Linked DNA regions of Homo sapiens: region 2 is linked to region 1. The links are chromatin loops, found by intact Hi-C in ENCODE. Cell type or tissue: OCI-LY7. All regions are shown on one strand. Each heading gives the region's core, and the rest is flanking DNA. Links, peaks and the distances in the headings are about the cores only.

Evidence for each region. Peaks named below come from ENCODE experiments on the same cell type or tissue, not always from the same donor. Only the 100,000 strongest peaks of a DNase experiment are listed, where the experiment ranks them.
Region 2: a loop joins it to region 1, with 5 times the contacts of the local background. A loop is called at or near these places in 3 of 110 quality-filtered maps.

The regions. Positions count from the first base shown.
Region 1 is chr6:106,697,038-106,706,326 of GRCh38, reverse strand. It overlaps LOC105377927 (a long non-coding RNA gene), which reads right to left and starts at 3,435. Exons shown (of 4, transcript XR_942841.3): 1 at 3,326-3,435; 2 at 3,077-3,236. It overlaps LINC02526 (long intergenic non-protein coding RNA 2526), which reads right to left. Exons shown (of 3, transcript NR_149100.1): 3 at 6,333-6,485. In OCI-LY7, for the core only: no CTCF peak of the experiment used is centred there; DNase peaks (open chromatin) are centred at 2,626, 3,556, 4,066 and 4,486; H3K4me3 peaks cover 2,344 bases; H3K27ac peaks cover 2,500 bases.
Region 2 is chr6:106,645,168-106,654,456 of GRCh38, reverse strand. It overlaps QRSL1 (glutaminyl-tRNA amidotransferase subunit QRSL1), which reads right to left. Exons shown (of 11, transcript NM_018292.5): 5 at 5,256-5,432; 6 at 2,073-2,248; 7 at 1,875-1,990. Among named protein-coding and RNA genes, the nearest start is that of QRSL1, 20 kb to the right of the region's middle. In OCI-LY7, for the core only: no CTCF peak of the experiment used is centred there; DNase peaks (open chromatin) are centred at 4,046 and 5,346; H3K4me3 peaks cover 2,340 bases; H3K27ac peaks cover 2,500 bases.

The sequences.
Region 1 (9,289 bases), core at 2,303-4,802:
TTTCCAGAGACCCTTCCTTTCCATTCTGCCTCCAGCCCACCCTTCCCCGAGTCAGTCCAATGCAGGACCAGCAGGGTTGTTTCATAAGTCAACTGCACCATTTCCTATGGAAAAGTTAGGCCACTTGGCCTCTCAATGCTGGAAAGGTTACTGGAAGTGGCCCTGGTTCCTGGAGCATCATGCTCCATCTGATTCACAGAACATAGCAAGATAACATCATCCTGGGACAGGGAAAGGAATAAATTCTGGGTCTTGTCTGAAAACCTGAAGCTGGTTTTGAAAGTTTATTGTTTGTTGTTTTTGTTTAAATTCCATAATAACAACAATCAAAATAGTTCTCCAAGGTGATCAGGACCATTTTTGCAAATGCTGGAGGAAGTAACCAGGGTAGAGGAAATCCTCTGGGTGGGTCTCAGAGCCTACCTGGAGTTGTTTTCATTCAGAATTTGGTGACATCAATCTAGGGAGGGAGATGGGCTGTCTCTAGAGATCCTGGTGAGTAACAACCATACAGAGCCAGAGAGCATCTCAGGAAACTTAAAATAACAGCAATAAGAACAAAGTGTCCTTCTCATAACGTGGTTCTCAAATGGGCGCACTGGTTCCATAGAACTTATGTTTATGGTTTCTTTTGAATAAACACAGAAATTGATCCTCCCAATCTTAAAACTTGAGAAACTTACATTTGTCTAACCTGAGTTCTTTTTTCTCAGGACACCAGCCATCAGGCCTCCCAGATAGAGTCAAGGAATGGAAACTTACCCAGTCACCACATCTGGGAAACACCAGACCCCTTGCCCATCATGATTGCCTAACTGCTGCCTGTGGATCAGCTCTTCTTCCTTATCCCCTCCCTCATTCCTGTTTTCCCACACTTAGTTGCATTTCTTCCCTGCTATATAGACTCCGAATTTTAGTCAGCTGAGGAGACAAATTTGAAACTGATCTTCCATTCTCCATCGCTGCAGCACCTGAATAAAGCCTTCTTCCCTGGCAATACTCAGTGATTGGCTTTCTGTGCAGCGAGCAACAGGACCTAGACCAAATCCCTGGCGTTTCAGTAACTACTCCATAGAGGGCAAAGGAAATGACTGAGTGACATAATGAAGCTTCCCCCTGCCTTTGAGAACAGAGAAACTCTAGGCAGTCGTTCTTAAAGTTTAGCACACGTCAGAATCACCCAGTGTTTTAAACACTGATAGCCAAGCCCCATTCCAGAGTTTCTGATTCTGTAGATCTGGGTGCAGCTTGAGAATCTGCATTTCTAACAAGTTCCCAGGTGATGCTGATGCTGATGCTTAAGGGGCCACACTGTGAGAATGACTGCTCCGTGGTAGGTAAAGGAAATCCTCTCATCAACATATTTTTTGCGTGGGCAATGGCCTCATTACCTTTCTGATGGAGAAAAACTAGGAATGTTGATGGGATGGATGCTGGGATCACGCTGAACATTCTTCCTTTTTTGTTTGTTTGTTTGTTTGTTTGTTTTTTTAGACAGAGTCTCATTCTGTGGCCCAGGCTGGAGTGCAGTGGTGCGATCTCGGCTCACTGCAACCTCCGCCTCCTGGGTTCAAGCAATTCTCCTGCCCCAGCCTCCCAAGTAGCTGGGACTACAGGTGTGCGCCACCATGCATTGCTAATTTTTGTATTTTTAATAGAGATGGGATTTCACCATGTTGGCCACACATGGTGAACTCCTGACCTCAGGTGATCCACCCACCTTGGCTCCCAAAGTGCTGGGATTACAGGCATGAGCCACCACGCCCAGGCTTGAACACTCCTCTTGAAGCCAAGAAACAGACTTGGGCCTACTTAATCAGATAATTATGCACCTGTTTCTATGAATCAAACCATAAACAACTGATGAGTGACTCATAATTATAGCTACCACTTATTAAGTGCTATCTATATGCCAGGCACATCATGCACATTTAATCGTCACAGCAGCCTGCTACCCCCTCCACACTAATCTTCCCGGGCATATTCCCACCCCAGGACCTTGGCATAGGATGGCCCCTAGACCTATGTAGAGGAAAATAAATGTCTTTCCTTCCCATCTTAGGTTCACAGCTGAGGCCCCTATAATAGAAGACAGATTAATAAGAGAAAAGTATAAAAATGTATTTAGTATAAGTTTTACATGGCATGGGAGACTTCATAAGAAAATGAAGACCCAAAGAAACAGGTAAACCCGTGTGTTTTTTATGCTTAGTTTGATGGAGAAGTATGATTGGACAAAGGAAATATGACCTAATGCTAATAAACTGGGGGAAACTTAGCAAGGGTTCTTTGCTCAAATTTTTCCGTGTGTCCCTGGGTCTTCAGAGATAAGGATGTCCCTTTCCTCTGCGTATAGGAAGGGTACCTCTTGAATGAGGGTCTTATGACCTGCTTCAGGGGAAAGTCAGAAAAATCCTTCCTAGGTTTAATTTGACCTGCTTCAGGCGAGGTCTTCTGCTTCTGCTGTTTTCTTTAATTCCAAGGTTCATACTTTGGGAAAATATGTCCTGAAATCCATCACCTGGAACGTGCTTCCCCAACACATCTCTCTCCGGCTCTTCTTTAAGGGTCTTGCAGATACCATTTTGTCAGAGAGGACTTCCCCTTCCCTGGCCACCCCATCTAGAATCTCAGCCCCACCCCTGTCGCCAACCCACCATCACTGCTTTATTCTCTCTCCGGAGCATTTATCGCTAACATTCTATATGTTTTGCTTGTTTATTATCTGTCTTCCTTATTAGCAGATAAGCACAAGGGCAAGCATTGTGTCTGGTACATAGAGTCTAGAACTCTTTAGTACGTAGTTAGAGGCAATACTTATTGATAGAAAGAACAAACTAAACCTTTAGAGAGCCAAGCCTTACTTGGCAAGGATGTGCAGAATTTGGTAACATGATGATTAGAACCCATCAGTTGAAAAAGCAACACATCTGACATTATTTCCTTGGTGGGAGCTGTTTAAATATGTGGGAAGAAAATATTAATAAGTAGAAATTAAAACAGAGAGGATGAGAAGTAGGGGATGAGGAAGAAGCAGGATGGGCTAAGAGGAAGTCTGGGCCATGGCACTACTTACTTTGGTCCTGGGGGCACTTCTCCCTGAGTCTCCTGTCAAGGGTGGCTCTGGGCAGGTAGGTATGTCACCCTGGCTCTTACTGGGGACAGAAAACAGCTGCTGTAGTTAGCAAGCCTGGAGAACCCTGTCCAGCCCAAATGCTGGAAAGCAGGGTTCATTTCTGAAATGACAAAGAACGGTTCATTGAAGGAGTAGCTTTCAAATAGCCAAACCAGCTAACTCTGGAGGGAGCTAGAACTAGGTTTTCACCCAGAAGTAGCAGCGGTTTGGCAGAATGGCGGCATTGAAGATGCAGGGTCAGAGTGAGGGGATTGTGCAGAAGCTAGCTGCGAGCCAGCCACCAGACAGACTCTTGAGGCAAAAGGAAGACTCTGAACCTATGATTTAACTGCGAAAACAGACTCTGGTTGGAAACACTGTCTGACAGAGCCCATGCCACGTGGAAAATATTAAACATTTCCTCTCTTGGCACCTGTTTCTAACAGACTGGAGTGTTGACTATTTTGCAACGATACATAAATTCGGTTTGTTAGTGAACTCCATGGAGAGTCCACATGCCCTGGCCAACGTGGCTTATCTCTTATTTAAACATGAAAAGAAAAGAAAGTGACTGAAAGATTGAGTTCACGGTGCTGTGCACACACAGGCAGGTGCTCTGTCATGCTTCACAGCACAGCACACAGGAAGCAAGAGAAGAAGGAACATAAAATACTGTAAAAAGCAACCAACAGACTTCACCCACAGTGATCAGCTGACCACCACTGGATTCATCTTAATTCCATAAACAGCAGTTGTAGAAATCAATTTAGAATACAAACTTACTCTTTAAATAAAAGCTAAGAAGTGAGAGTGATGATTGGGCTTACAATGGTTAAAGTCCCCAAATTGTAGAGTAGGTAATATGGCAAACCTTACTTCGTACTCCATCAAGAAATTGGTGAGGACCTAGTATGGGCTGCTGAGTAAAGACCGTATGTTGTGTGACAGTAGTCACAAAGCTAAGAGGCAGGCAGCTGCAGTCAGCCCAAAAGGGAGTAGCTATCAGGCTAAGGGCTCAGGCTAGGGTAGTGGAATTGTTAAGAGAGGTTACTCCACAATCAAAAAAGTTTAGGACATAACGGGTTAAACAAAGTTAAATGGGTCTCTTCTTTTATAGGCTAGGAATCTATAAGAGAAGATAACAGTACGGAGGGTTTCTCAAATATTTGACTGTAGCAGGTTTTTATTACAGAGCCCACGTTAGAAAAAACTGCTCTAAACTTCTTTATTTCATCTGCACCTACGTTGGGGAAGAAGGCTGTGGTCTCAGTGTGATTGTTTATAAGCAAACTTGGTTAGATTGGTAGGAAAAAGTTTGGTCACAACTAGATTAGTGAGTTTCTGAAATGGAAATTAAATTTCCTCAAGCCCTAAAACTGACTGTGACAAATGGTGACCTAGAGAGGATGCCCCTCCAGATGGGACTCAGGGTTGACCTTTTCTGGATATGCCTCACGCTGCAGGGCTTTAGACAAGACAAGATCTACCATCAGATACTAGTGTGTTTGTTTGTTTATTTGTTTTGTTTTTAAAGTGCTGTTTGCAACCTACCAAATTGATTTTATTAACCTTTAAGGGATTGCAATCTGTCATTTGAAAAACACTAAACTGTATCTAAACCTAAGCATATTGACATTCTTATACCCAGCCAGGCATGGTGGCTCATGCCTGTAATCCTAGCACTTTGGGAGGCTGAAGTGGGAGGATCACTTGAGCCCAGGAGCTTGAAACCAGCCTGGGAAACATAGGGAGACTTTGTCTCTACAAAAAAATTTAAACATTGGCCAATCATGGTGGTGCATGCCTGCAGTCCCAGCTATTCAAGAGGCTGAGGTGGCAGGATTGCGTGAGCCCAGGAGTTTGAGGCTGCAGTGAGCTGAGATCACACCACTGCACTCCAATCTGGGCGATAGAGCAAGAACTTGTCCCTAAAAAAAAAATTCTTAAATGCTTTTCCTCAAATAATTTGATGCTCGCTATTTTATGAGGTAAGAGAAGAGCAAAGGTGGGTTGGAGGAGCTTTAGTACCATGTCTTTCTTTCAGGAAAGGTAGTACCTAGGACCTTCTTCAGGCAATACAAGATCTGGACCAGACCCCTGGTTTTGAAAAAGAAGGGAGAACTGTGGTTAGAGTCGTTGCTAACATGTTGCTTTTAAATTTTAAATGTGATTTCATATTCTAATCTTATTCTGGAAGCAACTCACATCTATCTATTTCCTATGTTAGTTCTAATCAAGATCACAGATGAACTCCCAGATAACAGGATTGCTGTGGGTTTGGTCTGCAACACATTAGGTGGCTCTTAGGAGCAGGAAAAAGGAATATTTTTCTTTTCCATCTTGGATTAATGGCTGAGGCATTTATAACAAAAGACAGATTAACAAGAGAAAAGCATTAACATTTTCTGTGGCACAGCAGCCTTCAGGAATGAAGACCCAAAGAAAGGACTAAACCTGTGTATATTTTTTGTGTAAGTCATTGAAGAAGTGAATGCTTGTGGAGAAGTATGAATGGAAAAAGGGCATGTCCAATAGGAATTAACTGGGGAAAACTTAGTAAGGCCTGTTTGTTCAGATTCCTCTTTGTGTCCCTGTGTCTTCAGAAATAAGGAGCCTTCTTTGGTCTGGGTATGGGGAGGGCATCTCTGGAATGATGGCTTTATGACCTGCTTCAAGGGAGGTCATAAATACAGCAGGTAATTTGGCAAACCTTATTTCATATCTTCATCAACATTCAAGGGAGAAGGGCGAGGGGAAGGTGAGAGAGACCTTCCTGCTTCTGCCATTTTCTCCCATGCCAAGGTGCCATATTTGGGGCCAGTGTGTCCTGAACCCCATCACAGGCAATCACAGGGCAGGTAGGCTTATCTAAAGATGTTCTCTCCTTTCCCTCACAATTAGTGTCTTGATGTCAGCTCCTTGATACTGAGCCTGGCTGAGCTTCGGAAGAAAAGCAGACCCCCAGACCCAGGACCCCCATGGTCTCCTGCTGCATTGAGAAAGATTAATGGTTAAAAAATAGATGAAAAGATTCTCTTCATACCTTCCTACCATATCAGAGAGGCCTGAGCCTAAAAACCCTGGCCCCAACCCTGGGGTATGGTTTACAAGACCAGCCAGAGACCTTACCAGACCTCCTCATCCTCTGCTGTCCCAATGGCACTTCCAATGAATTTTTTTTTTAGCTAGCAATTGAATGTGATATTTTGCAAAGCACTGTGGTTTTTCAAACTTTATTTCAAGGGGTCTAGAAAATATTTTTATTTTCAGTTTTCTTTTTCCACTGTCTTTCTTCTCCGCTTGATTCACTTGATTTCCTTCTTAGTATTTTGTCCGTGAAATTCGTCAGTATTGTTCCTTGGATTAATATCTGAAATACAAAATGCAATCTTGTTTGGAAAATTAAAAGAAAACTATAAGTGTAGGTAATGGGGCTTGAGGAGCAGCGGGAGAGAAGAGGGGTAGCTGCAGGGGCTGGAGGGCCATAGTCCAGTGAGAATGGCAAATGATTTGATATAATTTCAAGACTAAAAAAATATAGATTTTTACCATCCTAAATCCATTTAACTGCTCAAATGATTATTGCTCCCCTGGTGTTTATAAAAAACATTGCAATGAAAGGAGACAGACTTACACAGACTTAAAGAGTTTTTAGAAACCATTAAACCCACTAAGTCTGTTTTTTTTTTTTTTTTTTCCCGATTGTTATGAATCCTAACTTAACCATTTCACTGTCTGCAGAAAAGGGACAGTGGCATTCTGTGGTCAAAGGGGTGGCTCTGGACACCACCTCTACATTCCTAGCTGTGCCAACAACTCTGTAGGTGATCAAGGGCAAGTCACCTCACCTTGCCAAGCCCGTTTCCTCCTTTTAAAATGGGAGGTCGGCCAGGCACGGTGGCTCATGCTTGTATCCCAGCACTTTGGGAGGCCGACGCGTGTGGATCACCTGAGGTCAGGAGTTCGAGACCAGCCTGGCCAACATGGTGAAACCCTGTCTCTACTAAAAATACAAAAATTAGCCGGGCATGGTGGCACACACCTGTAATCCCAGCTACTTGGGAGGCTGAGGCAGGAGAATTGCTTGGACCCGGGAGGCAGAGGCTGCAGTGAGCTGAGATCATGCCATTGCACTCTAGCCTGGGCAACAGAGCGAGATTTTGTCTCAAAAATAAATAAATAGGCTGGGCGCAGTGGTTCACACCTGTAATCCCAGCACTTTTGGAGGCCGAGCCCAGTGAATCACCTGAGGTTGGGAGTTTGAGACCAGCCTAACCAACACAGTGAAACCCCGTCTCTACTAAAAATAGAAAAAATTAGCCAGGCGTGGTGGCGCATGCCTGTAATCCCAGCTACTCGGGAGGCTGAGGCAGGAAAATCACTTGAACCTGGGAGGTGGAGAGCCAAGATCGCGCCACTGCACTCCAGCCTGCACAACAAGAGTGAAACTCCATCTCAAAAAAAAATAATAATAATAATAAATAAATAAATAAAAATAAAAAGTAAAATGGGGGATCATTCACAATTGTTCTCAGGGTATTGTCAGGATTAAATGAAACAATGTGTGATAAGCCCTCACTAAAAAGTCTGTCATATGGTGAATGCTCAATACATTTTATTTTGGAATGCTACATGAATAGAATTACTGCAAGTAAACCAAGATTCAGTCATTGGCAGAGAGTTGCATGAAAGCCCTGCAAGAGATGGAGATTGTAGGGGGAAAGTTCCCTGTAGGCCTTTTGCTCCATGTATTGAACACAGCAGATGTCAACCTGGAGTGATTTGCTCCCCAGGGGACATTTTCACACTAGTGTGTGTGTTGGTGGGAGTGGGAAGTGCTACTGGCATCTACTGGGTAGGGCCAGAGATGCTGCTTAACATCCTACATTGCACAGGACAGTCCCTGCAACAGAGTTATCTGGCCTCAAACGCCAACCGTGCAGAGGTGAGGACTAGCACAAGAGAACTAGCACAGTCCCTTTAGCCTCTTAGCTCCAGGAGTAATGCTTTCCTTTATGGCTAAAAAAAAAGTTGTAAATGGAGTTGAAACCTCCCTTGCAAAGATAATGACAATGAGAGAAGTCTAGCATGCCACCTCCATCTTGCTTCTAGACTCACAGGCTGGCTATCCTTGCTTAGTTGTGGGCACAGGCCAGGCTAACCACGGGAAGAATTTAGTTTATAATTTAACTTTGAAGCAAGGATGATAACAGTTCCTTCCTTAAACTGATCCCCTCCTTGTTCCGGGGCTGAAACCATCTTTGGTAAGACTAATGAAAGACCACAAGATTAGGATTATGAAGTTGAAACATTTCAAAATGATACAAAAATTGAATAGCCTTCTTGGTTTGGGGAGGGGGCGATGGCAGTATACAGAATACACTGACCTTGCCACTTTATGAGCAAAAGGTAGTTGTGGCTTACAAAAAAATGTTTCATAATATCCACAGGAAGTGAATAAAGATTCCCCTGCTGTCCCATTTGAATGCTATGCCACAGTTAGGAAGGTCAAAAAGTTTGATTATATGGCCACCTTTGTGGTAAGAATAGAGGTTCCAGTAAACTTCATAAAGTTGGTAGAAGTGGGTTCCATAAAATGTTTCAAAGTTGGAATGCCCCTCAGAGCACTGAAAATTTTGGTCATAGAGGGGAAACATCTGCAAGCACATGACTTTATGATGAGCATTATATTTTTCATGATCAGCATTATATTTTGAAGAGCTCCCCAACTGACCATGATATAATAACGATGTCTATCTTCAAAACACTTAGCACTAGAGAGAGACTTTAATGGAACCTGAAGACCTGTACAGCCAGAAAGAAATCTCCTTGACATCCACATGAGTGAAAAAGACAGCATGGAATAATGCTCAGTGTTGGGGAGAGCACTGATCCAGGAACCTGAAGATCCGACCAGCTTCTGACCGACTACATATGTGATCTCGGGCAGTCATCAAGCCCTTTAGTTCAGTCCCGTCAGTAAAATGAGGATGGATGTTGGCATCTGCTCTGTGTACCCCAGTGGGCTGTGAACATTTGCGAAAGCTTCACGAATCACTGACTAAACAACCAGTGTCTTACTATTCTTGTCAAAAGGTAATGAGAGTTAGAATCAAATTGTATCCTATTAAGGAAATATGTTTATAACCAAATTATTTCCTAAGAACTTCATGT
Region 2 (9,289 bases), core at 3,983-6,482, 54 kb after region 1:
GCTCATTATGTATCAGGAACCTAACAGCATATCAGCATATATCAGCATATATGTTAAATGCTCATGTATCAGGTACCCTGTTAGATGATTTTCTTTTTTTTTTTTTTGAGACGGAGTCTCACTCTGTCGCCCAGGCTGGAGTGCAGTGGCGCAATCTCAGCTCACTGCAGGCTCCGCCTCCTGGGTTCACGCCATTCTCCTGCCTTAGCCTTCCGAGTAGCTGGGACTACAGGCACCCACAGCCACGCCCGGCTAATTTTTTGTATTTTTTTTAGTAGAGACGGGGTTTCACTGTGTTAGGATGGTCTCGATCTCCTGACCTCGTGATCTGCCCGCCTCGGCCTCCCAAAGTGCTGGGATTACAGGCGTGAGCCACCGTGCCCAGCCTGTTAGATGATTTTCAAAGATTCTCTCTCATCTCATGCTTTTAACAAGCCTGTGATGTAGGTATTATAATCCTTCATTTTGTTAATGAAAAATCTTGACATAAGAAGTTATTTTCCTAATGTTAAATAGCAGGTAAGTAGAGGGTCTAGGATTTCAAACTGGGTCTGTTTTAAAGCCTATGCTCTCTATAAATAAATGCTTAAAAAGAATGCACAGATATTGCCTTCTTTTTTTTTTTTTTTTTTTGAGATAGGGTCTTGCTCTGTCACCTAGGGTGGAGTGCAGTGGTGCAATCATGGCTCACGGCAGTCTCAACCTCCTGGACTCAAGCAATCCTCCCCCCTCAGCCTCCCAAACAGCTAGGACCACAGGTGCACACCACCACACCCCACAATTTTTTTAAAACTTTTTGTAGACATAGGGCTCTGTATGTTGCCCAGGCTGGTCTCAAACTCCTGATCTCAAGCGATCCTCCTGCCTTGGCTTCCCAAGGTGCTGGGATTACAGGTGTACGCACCTGGCCTTACATATATTACCTTAATGGAAGATTTTAAATAAGGTAGTATTTCTCTATAGCAGTGGTCTTACCTGGGGGTTACTTTTGTCTCCTTTTCCCTAACCAGGAGACACTTGACAATGTCTGCAGACATTTTTGGTTGTGGGATTGTGGTTTTGGTGGTGGGGTACTACTTGCATGTAGGGGTAGAGGCCAGGGATGCTACTAAACATCTTACAATGCACAGGACAGTCTCCCACAACAAACAATTACCAGCCCCAAACACCAACAGTGCTGAGGTTGTGAAACTTCATTATTCTGCAGGGTAACTTATCTTCCTAAAAGATTTAAAGTATTAATATATTGCAATGCTTAATATTTTTAAAAGGTTAGTAATTTAACATTATAACATTCATGTATTCATTACTCAATTGCTACTGTAATAGATGCAGTAGTAATAATAATAACAGTAAAGATGTTAACATTTTTTGAGGCATTACTATGCAAGTTGTGGCTTTGGGCTAAAGTCCTTTCTTTACATTAGGGATGGGCAAACTATGGCCCATAGGCCAGATGTGACAAGCCAGCTGGTTTTTGAAAATAAAGTTTTATTGGAACAGAGACACACTTTTTCATTTACATATTGTCTGTGGCTGCTTTCTCACTATAATGGCAGTTAAGCAGTTATGATAAAGACTGCATGGTCCACAAAATCTAAAATATTTGCTATCTTGCCCATTACAGAAACAATTTACAGACTTAACATGACTGTCTAATTGATCCTCACAAACCTCTCTGAAGTCAGTATTTTTATTATTCCTATTTTACAGATGGGGAAATTGAGCTAAAAGAGATTAAGTCACATACTCAACTCACATGATTAATAAAAGTGGCAGAGCAGAGATTCAAACCCACCCAATCCGCCTCCCAAGTCTGTGCTCTCTATTGGACTTGACAGTATTTCTGTAAAGTAATGAAAGGAAAAAGTTACCTTTGGAATTCCTATACATAGTTTGCTCACATCTGCCAAACTGGGAAGCATGAATGGTTTATTAATAGGTTCATGTACTGTGGTAGAGTCCCTGGGGTCAGGTCCGGCCAGTGCACCTGTAAGGAGCAATACTTATGAATGACAGATATATTGTTTTATAGAGAAGCTGTTGCAAATGATATAGAATTATATAAATACCCAACACAATTGCTGCATCATCCACACATCTGGTTAAGATTCCTGGCACATCCATCGAATTCACCAGGGGAATGAGACCATGACGGGAAACTAAGCCATAGCTTGGTTTGAAACCAACAAGCCCACAGTGGGCAGCAGGATTTCTGGTCGATCCTCCTGTATCTGATCCTAAAGCCCTGGAATTTAAATGGAATTATCTTTAGAAGAATGATATATCTCTAATTATATTTGGAATCTACCCTTTCAATTGTATATTTTTAAACTGTATTTTCCTCTGATTACACAAAAGTAACACATGTTCATCTCAGAGAATTCATAAAGTACAGAAAACTTTAGGTACTCAATATTCCAATACCCAGAGGAAAACACTGTTAACATTTTGGCATATTAAGTTCAAGTCTTTTTAAAAATGCATTTTTTTCACCGTTGAGATAATTCTGTAATCATGAGTTTCCATCCCTTTTTTAACATTAGCTTTTTACTATGTCATTAAAATTCCTGAAAATGTAAAGTATATGTAATATTCCATCATATAAATTCGTGATTCCTGGTATTTTAAAGTCCATTCTCCTTTCAATATACATATAAATCTTGCACTTTCTTCTGATGTTGATATTGAAAACAAATCAAATTAATGGCAATTTTGCAGTATGCTTTTACAGACTAAATACGCCCCTCCTAGAAATTCAGATACAGCCCTTTGCTACCCACCCCATTTAGAATCATGGATTGAGATGTTTAATAATTTAAACTCTTACGTTGTTTCTAACTAGAATAACTATTTAATAAATAACTTTGTTATGAAAATCTCTGAACATAAATTTTTGCTTATGTGTGAGTACTTTTTAGGCTAGCTTCCAAGAAGTAGACTTAGTGCACATAAGTTTCTGATATATGCTGTCAAATTACTTGTCAGAAAGATTATGCCAATTTATATCCCTAGTTGCAGTGAGTCAGATTGTGTTTTAAAGTTTCAGTACCGTCACTGAGTACTAGTAATTTTTAAAATTGTTAGTGTGATAACCAAAAAGTTTTTATTAATGTGCATTTTAAATAATTTTGCACACTTATTTATACATGCATTACTCAACTACAAAGTGACTGTTCATTTCTTTACCCAGTTACCTACAGAGTTTGTGTTGTTCTTATTTTAAAAAAACAAAAAACGGACCTGGAGGACATTATGCTAAATGAAATAAGCCAGTCACAGAAAGACAAATACTACATGACACCACGTACATGAGATAACTAGAGTAATCAAATTCATAAGACACAAAGTAGAAGGTGGTTACCAGGGCTGGGAGAGGGTTGAAGGGTACACAGTTTTAGCGTTGCAAGATGAAAAGTGTTCTGAAGACTGATTGCATGTTTTTAATACTTTTGAACTGTACTTTTAAAAATGGTTAGGCTGGTACATTTTATGTTATGTGCATTTTACCACAATTAAAAAACCATTTCAGGAAAACAGAAGTTGTGCTGTAGAACAGTACATATCTACTATAAAAATTAAAATATTATATAACTATATGATGTATAAAGTAAGATTACTCTTAGAATCACAGCCCCCACAATAACCGTTACCAGTTCTGACATGCATTCATCCAGACATGCAGTACTTCCATGCAATGACTGACATATATACCTATGCAATTGTTACTTTTAACAGAAATGGGTTCTGCAACTTATTTTTCACTTAACAATTTATCTTGGTTATTTTTCCATGTCATTGCATAGTGCTCTAACTTATTCTTTTTAGTGGCTGCACAGTACTCCAGGAATCTTCCTATTTTAAAAGCTATTGTAAAAGAAACAAATCAAAAAGGGGTAAACAAATCAAAAAGGGGTAAACAAATCAAAAATAAGGAAACAAAAGCAGAACACTTTACAGTTTGAGATACATTCAATCTGAAGTTATTTTTGGTCTGTACTTCTGTTGCTTATATTTAAAGTGAAGCTTTGGACTGAACAATGCTCCTAACAATAACATGGCACTTGTGCCCTACAGAAAATGCAAATTAGATTTCCTTTCTTACAGTGTCAAGTTAAGCTACAAAATCAGACTGTTGCTTTCACAATTTTAAAAGATACATTTTCTTATTAGCATTCACTGACGGCTATGTAAAAGTAAAACTTACATTTCCATAGGAATTATGTGTCAAAATGCCATCTACTAAAAAGCACATTCAGAAAGATGAACACTAAGTGGGATGATGAGGACAGAAAAAAAGCACCTAATCCTGCAGTCCTAACTTGTCAGAACTCACATTAATATTAATGCAATGCTATAAAATTTCACAGAGATAAAATGAAATGGTTTTACTTGTTAATAAGATTTTAGGAAAACTGAAAAAAAATCTGTAGAACTCACATCTCCATAGCTCTAAAAAAATATAAATGATTTATGGATTGCAATGTGTGTGAAAGAACTTAGTTTTAATGGATAATTAAGGGGAGATAAAATACAAAACTATTACTAAAGAAACACATTCATTTTGATTAAATTGAGACTGATAAACACAGCAACAGCCATATTTACTTTCTTTTCTTTGGGTAGTTAAGAAATGCTTTACAAATGGAACTGAAAATATGATCAATGGATTCTTACCAAATACAAAGTATGATAGATAAACAGAATCAGCACCTAACAAGCTTGAAAAAACTTTACTTACTGATGTACATTTTTAATTGCAGATTCCTGAAAACACTATTTAAAATATCTTATTAATACATATTAGCATTTTTTCTTTTTTTTCAAAAGATTGATCTTGCTGAAGGATAAACATTACCAACAGTTTAGTTCAGCAGCACTCAACTAAAGCCATTGTATGTTAGTCCCTAAATATTTGTATAATCAGTGAGCACACACTCAAATTATTTAAAAATGAAATGCAATGAAGTTCATTTATGTTCGATGCTTTATTCTGCAAGATCCACAAAATCATATTTTAAGAGAACCAGATACTATGGAGAAAAATTTGTTATTTTAAAGTTAAAAGTATTAAATATACATAGTGTACTGTACAGTTGAGTGCAACTCAAGATATAATTTTGATATACCTTTGAGCACATATAGCTCACTAGAAAGAAAAATACCAGGATATGAACTACTCTATTGCTGGATACAGTTTATGACTGTTTGTATTTGGGTGGGTTTTAAAATACAGATAGAGAAAAGCATCTTACGCGTAGCATGTGAACGCCGATACAGCAGCTGCACTCCCACCTGAGCTTCCTCCAGTTATCAGCCAGTCTGAATCTTCATTCTCGCTGTGGGGATTCTGCTTCCTCTTTTCTCTATATTGTTTTGAATAACTCCAGGGGTTTTTAACTGGTCCAAATACACCATCTGTGCTCCCAGATCTGATGACGAAGTGAAGCAAGATACCTTAGTAAAACTTTCATTTTATGTGAAAATTTCATCTTCTGAGTATATTATTTGCTTCTGACACTCATTGAGCATTTAAGAACCCACTGTAGCTTGAATTGAAAAAGGTGGGAAGCCTGTTCAGATGTAGCTTTCATTAATTGACAGTTGCGGAGGATGGGAAGGAAGAGCATTTGTGGTAGAAAATAGACAAAGCTAATCTGCTAAGAAAAGATTTTGCCTCTTTTGATCATCCAATTCAACTGAAGATGATTTCCCTTGTGAATCAAGGTCTTCCAGCTGAAAAGGGTTACATTCAAACAGTTAAGAACTTCTGAACCAGAAGTTCTATGAAAAACATTACAAGTGGAATGCTAATAACTTAAATTTTTGAAATGATTTTATTCTCAGATAAATTGCAAAAATAAAAATAACATATAAAGCACTTTATACCCTTTACCCAGACATACCTACGGTCAACATTTTATCCCTTTGCTTTACTACTTGTGTGCTCTGTGTACGTTTGTACATATGTACATATATACACAAAGTATGATAGAAACTTAAGGGTATCTTAAGGGTAACTTACATGTATATCATAGCCCTTTATCCCTAAATACTTTAGTGTGTATTTCCTAACAATAAGGATATCACATTATACAGTCACAGTATAGTTATCAATCTCAGTAACATTAATATCAATACAATAATTTTTTTTTTCTTTTTTGAGACGAGTCTCGCTCTACTGGCAGTCTGGAGTGCAGTGGCGCGATCTCGGCTCACTGCAACCTCCGCCTCCCAGATTCAAGCAATTCTCCTGCCTCAGCCTCCCGAGTAGCTGGGACTACAGGTGCGTGCCATCACGCCGGGCTAATTTTTGTATTTTCAGTAGAGACGGGGTTTCACCACGTTGGCCAGGATGGTCTCAATCTCTTGACCTCGTAATCCACCCGCCTTGGCCTCCCAAAGTGCTGGGATTACAGGGGTGAGCCACCACGCCCGGCCTACAATACTTTTATCGAATCTACTGTATGTAATTCAATTCTGTCAACTGATTCAATAATGTACTTTGGCTGGGTGCAGTGGCTCACGCCTGTAATCCCAGCACTTTGGGAGGCCGAGGAGGGCGGAACACGAGGTCAGGAGATCGAGACCATCCTGGATAACACGGTGAAACCCCATCTCTACTAAAAATACAAAAAATTAGCCGGGCGTGGTGGCGGGCGCCTGTAGTCCCAGCTACTCGGGAGGCTGAGGCAGAAGAATGGTGTGAACCCGGGAGGCGGAGCTTGCAGTGAGCCGAGATCGCGCCACTGCACTCTAGCCTGGGTGACAGAGCGAGACTCCATCTCAAAAAAAAAAAAAAAAAAAGTACTTTATGGCATTTTATCTCCTTCCTGGATCAAATCTAGAGTCAGGTCTTCCATTTAATTATCATTGTCTCTCTCTTTTTTTTTTTTTTTTGAGACAGTCTCGCTCTATTGCCCAGGCTGGAGTGCAGTGGCATGATCTTGGCTCACTGCAAGCTCCGCCTCCCGGTTTCAAGTGATCCAGGTTCAAGCGATTCTCATGCCTCTCGAGTAGCTGGGACTACAGGCATCCACTACCATGCCTTGGCCTCCCAAAGTGCTGAGATTACAGGTGTGGGCCACTGTGCCCAAGCTCACTGTGATTTTAATTTTGAATTCCACTAATGATCAACGATATTAAGCATTGTTTCATGTGTTTGTCAACTATGTTTTAATCTCTGATGAAACGTCTTCTTAAATCTTTTGTTCATTTTTTAAAAATAGGGTTGCTTGTTTTCTTATTGAGGTGTGAAATGTTCTATGTATTTTGGATATCGGTTCTTTCTGAGATACATGTTTTGCAAATATTTTTCTCTCAGTCTGTGGCTTGCGTTTTCACTTTTTTAGTAGCATATTTCAAAGTACAGAAGTTCTTAATTTTAATGAAGTCTATTAATTTTTTTTTTTTTTTTTTTTTTTTTTTTGAGAAGGAGTCTTGCTCTGTCACCCAGGCTGGAGTGCAGTGGCGTGATTTCGGCTCACTGCAACCTCTGCCTCCCGGGTTCATGCCATTCTCCTGCCTCAGCCTCCTGAGTAGCGGGGACTACAGGCGCTCGCCACCACGCCCGGCTAATTTTTTGTATTTTTAGTAGAGACAGGGTTTCACTGTGTTAGCCAGGATGGTCTCAATCTCCTGACCTTGTGATCCACCTGCCTCGGCCTCCCAAAGTGCTGGGATTACAGGTGTGAGCCACCGTGCCCGGCCAAGTCTATCAATTTTTTAAGTGGATTTGTGCTTCATGTGTCCTATCTAAAAGAACTCTGACTAATTCAAGGTCACTAATACTTTTCCCTGTTTTTTTTAATTTTTTTTTTCTGTAGAGACAGGGCCTCACTATGTTGCCCAGGCTGATCTAGGACTCCTGGGCTCAAGCAATCCTACTGCCTCAGTTTCCCACAGTGCTGAGATAACAGGCATGAGCCACCAGGCCCAGCATCCCCTACATTTTCTTGAGTTTTATGATGTTAGGTTTTACTTTCTTTATCTCTTATCCTGGAAGATTTTCACAGCCCTTTTTTTGTTTTCATATGATATTTTAATAGAATGGTTCTCATTTTGGATTTATCTTTTGTTTCCCCATTATTAGAGTCAGCTTACACATTCTCAGCTGGAATATTACATAGGTGATATTGTATCCTCAGACAATTACATCTGGAGGCACATAACGTCCACTTCACCCTCACTGGTGATGTTAATTTTGATCAGCTGATGAAGGCAATTTCCTGAAAGCCTTTGTTCAAATATACTCTCATGGATTAGTTCATTCAACATATATATAATGAATTCCAAGATATACCACTCTGAACTATACACGCAAGGACTCTTGTTTCTATGAAACAGAGAACAATGACCAAGCAAATATTACAAATGTGACAAGTGTCATAAAAGGGTAAGTATAAAGTACTTTTGGTGAAAGACTGCTGTTCCCTAAGATCAAGATCAAGGCAAGGAAATCTGCTCTCACCACTTCTATTCAACATTGCACCTAAGGCCCTCACTGGTGCAGTAAGGCAAGAAGAAGAAATAAGACTAACTCTATTTGTAGACTACACAATTTGCTACATAAAATATTCCACAGAATCCACAAAGATCAACTAGAACTAATAAGCAAGCTTTAACAAGGTCATGGGATAAAAGGTCAATATAGAAAAATCAATTATGTTTCAATGTACTAGCAATAAACAATTAGAAACTGAAAAAAATACAATTTTCTATAGCATTAAGAAACATGGCTGGGGGCGGTGGCTCACGCCTATAATCCCAACACTTTGGGAGGACGAGGCGGGCGGATCACAAGGTCAGGAGTTTGAGACCAGCCTGGCCAATATGGTGAAACACTGTCTCTACTAAAAATACAAAAATTAGCCGGGCGTGGTGGCATGTGCCTGTAGTCCCAGCTACTCAGGAGGCTGAGGCAGGAGAATCTCTTGAACCCAGGAGGCAGAGGTTGCAGTGAGCCGAGATTGCACCATTGCACTCCAGTCTGGGTGACAGAGTGAGATTCTGTCTCAAAAAAAAAAAGAAAAGAAACATAAAACACACGAATAAATCAAATTATATGTACAATTTATATGCAGGAAATCATAAAAACATTCCAGAGTAAAACAAAATGTATGAGAAGACATGTATTATGATGCCGATTCTTTCCAAGTTGATCTATAAATTCAACACAATCACAATCAAAATCCCATTAAACTTGTTTGTAGAAATTAGCAAGCTTATTCTAAAACATATCAGAATATAACAGATCTAGATTATGTAAAATGATTTTGAAAAAGAAGAA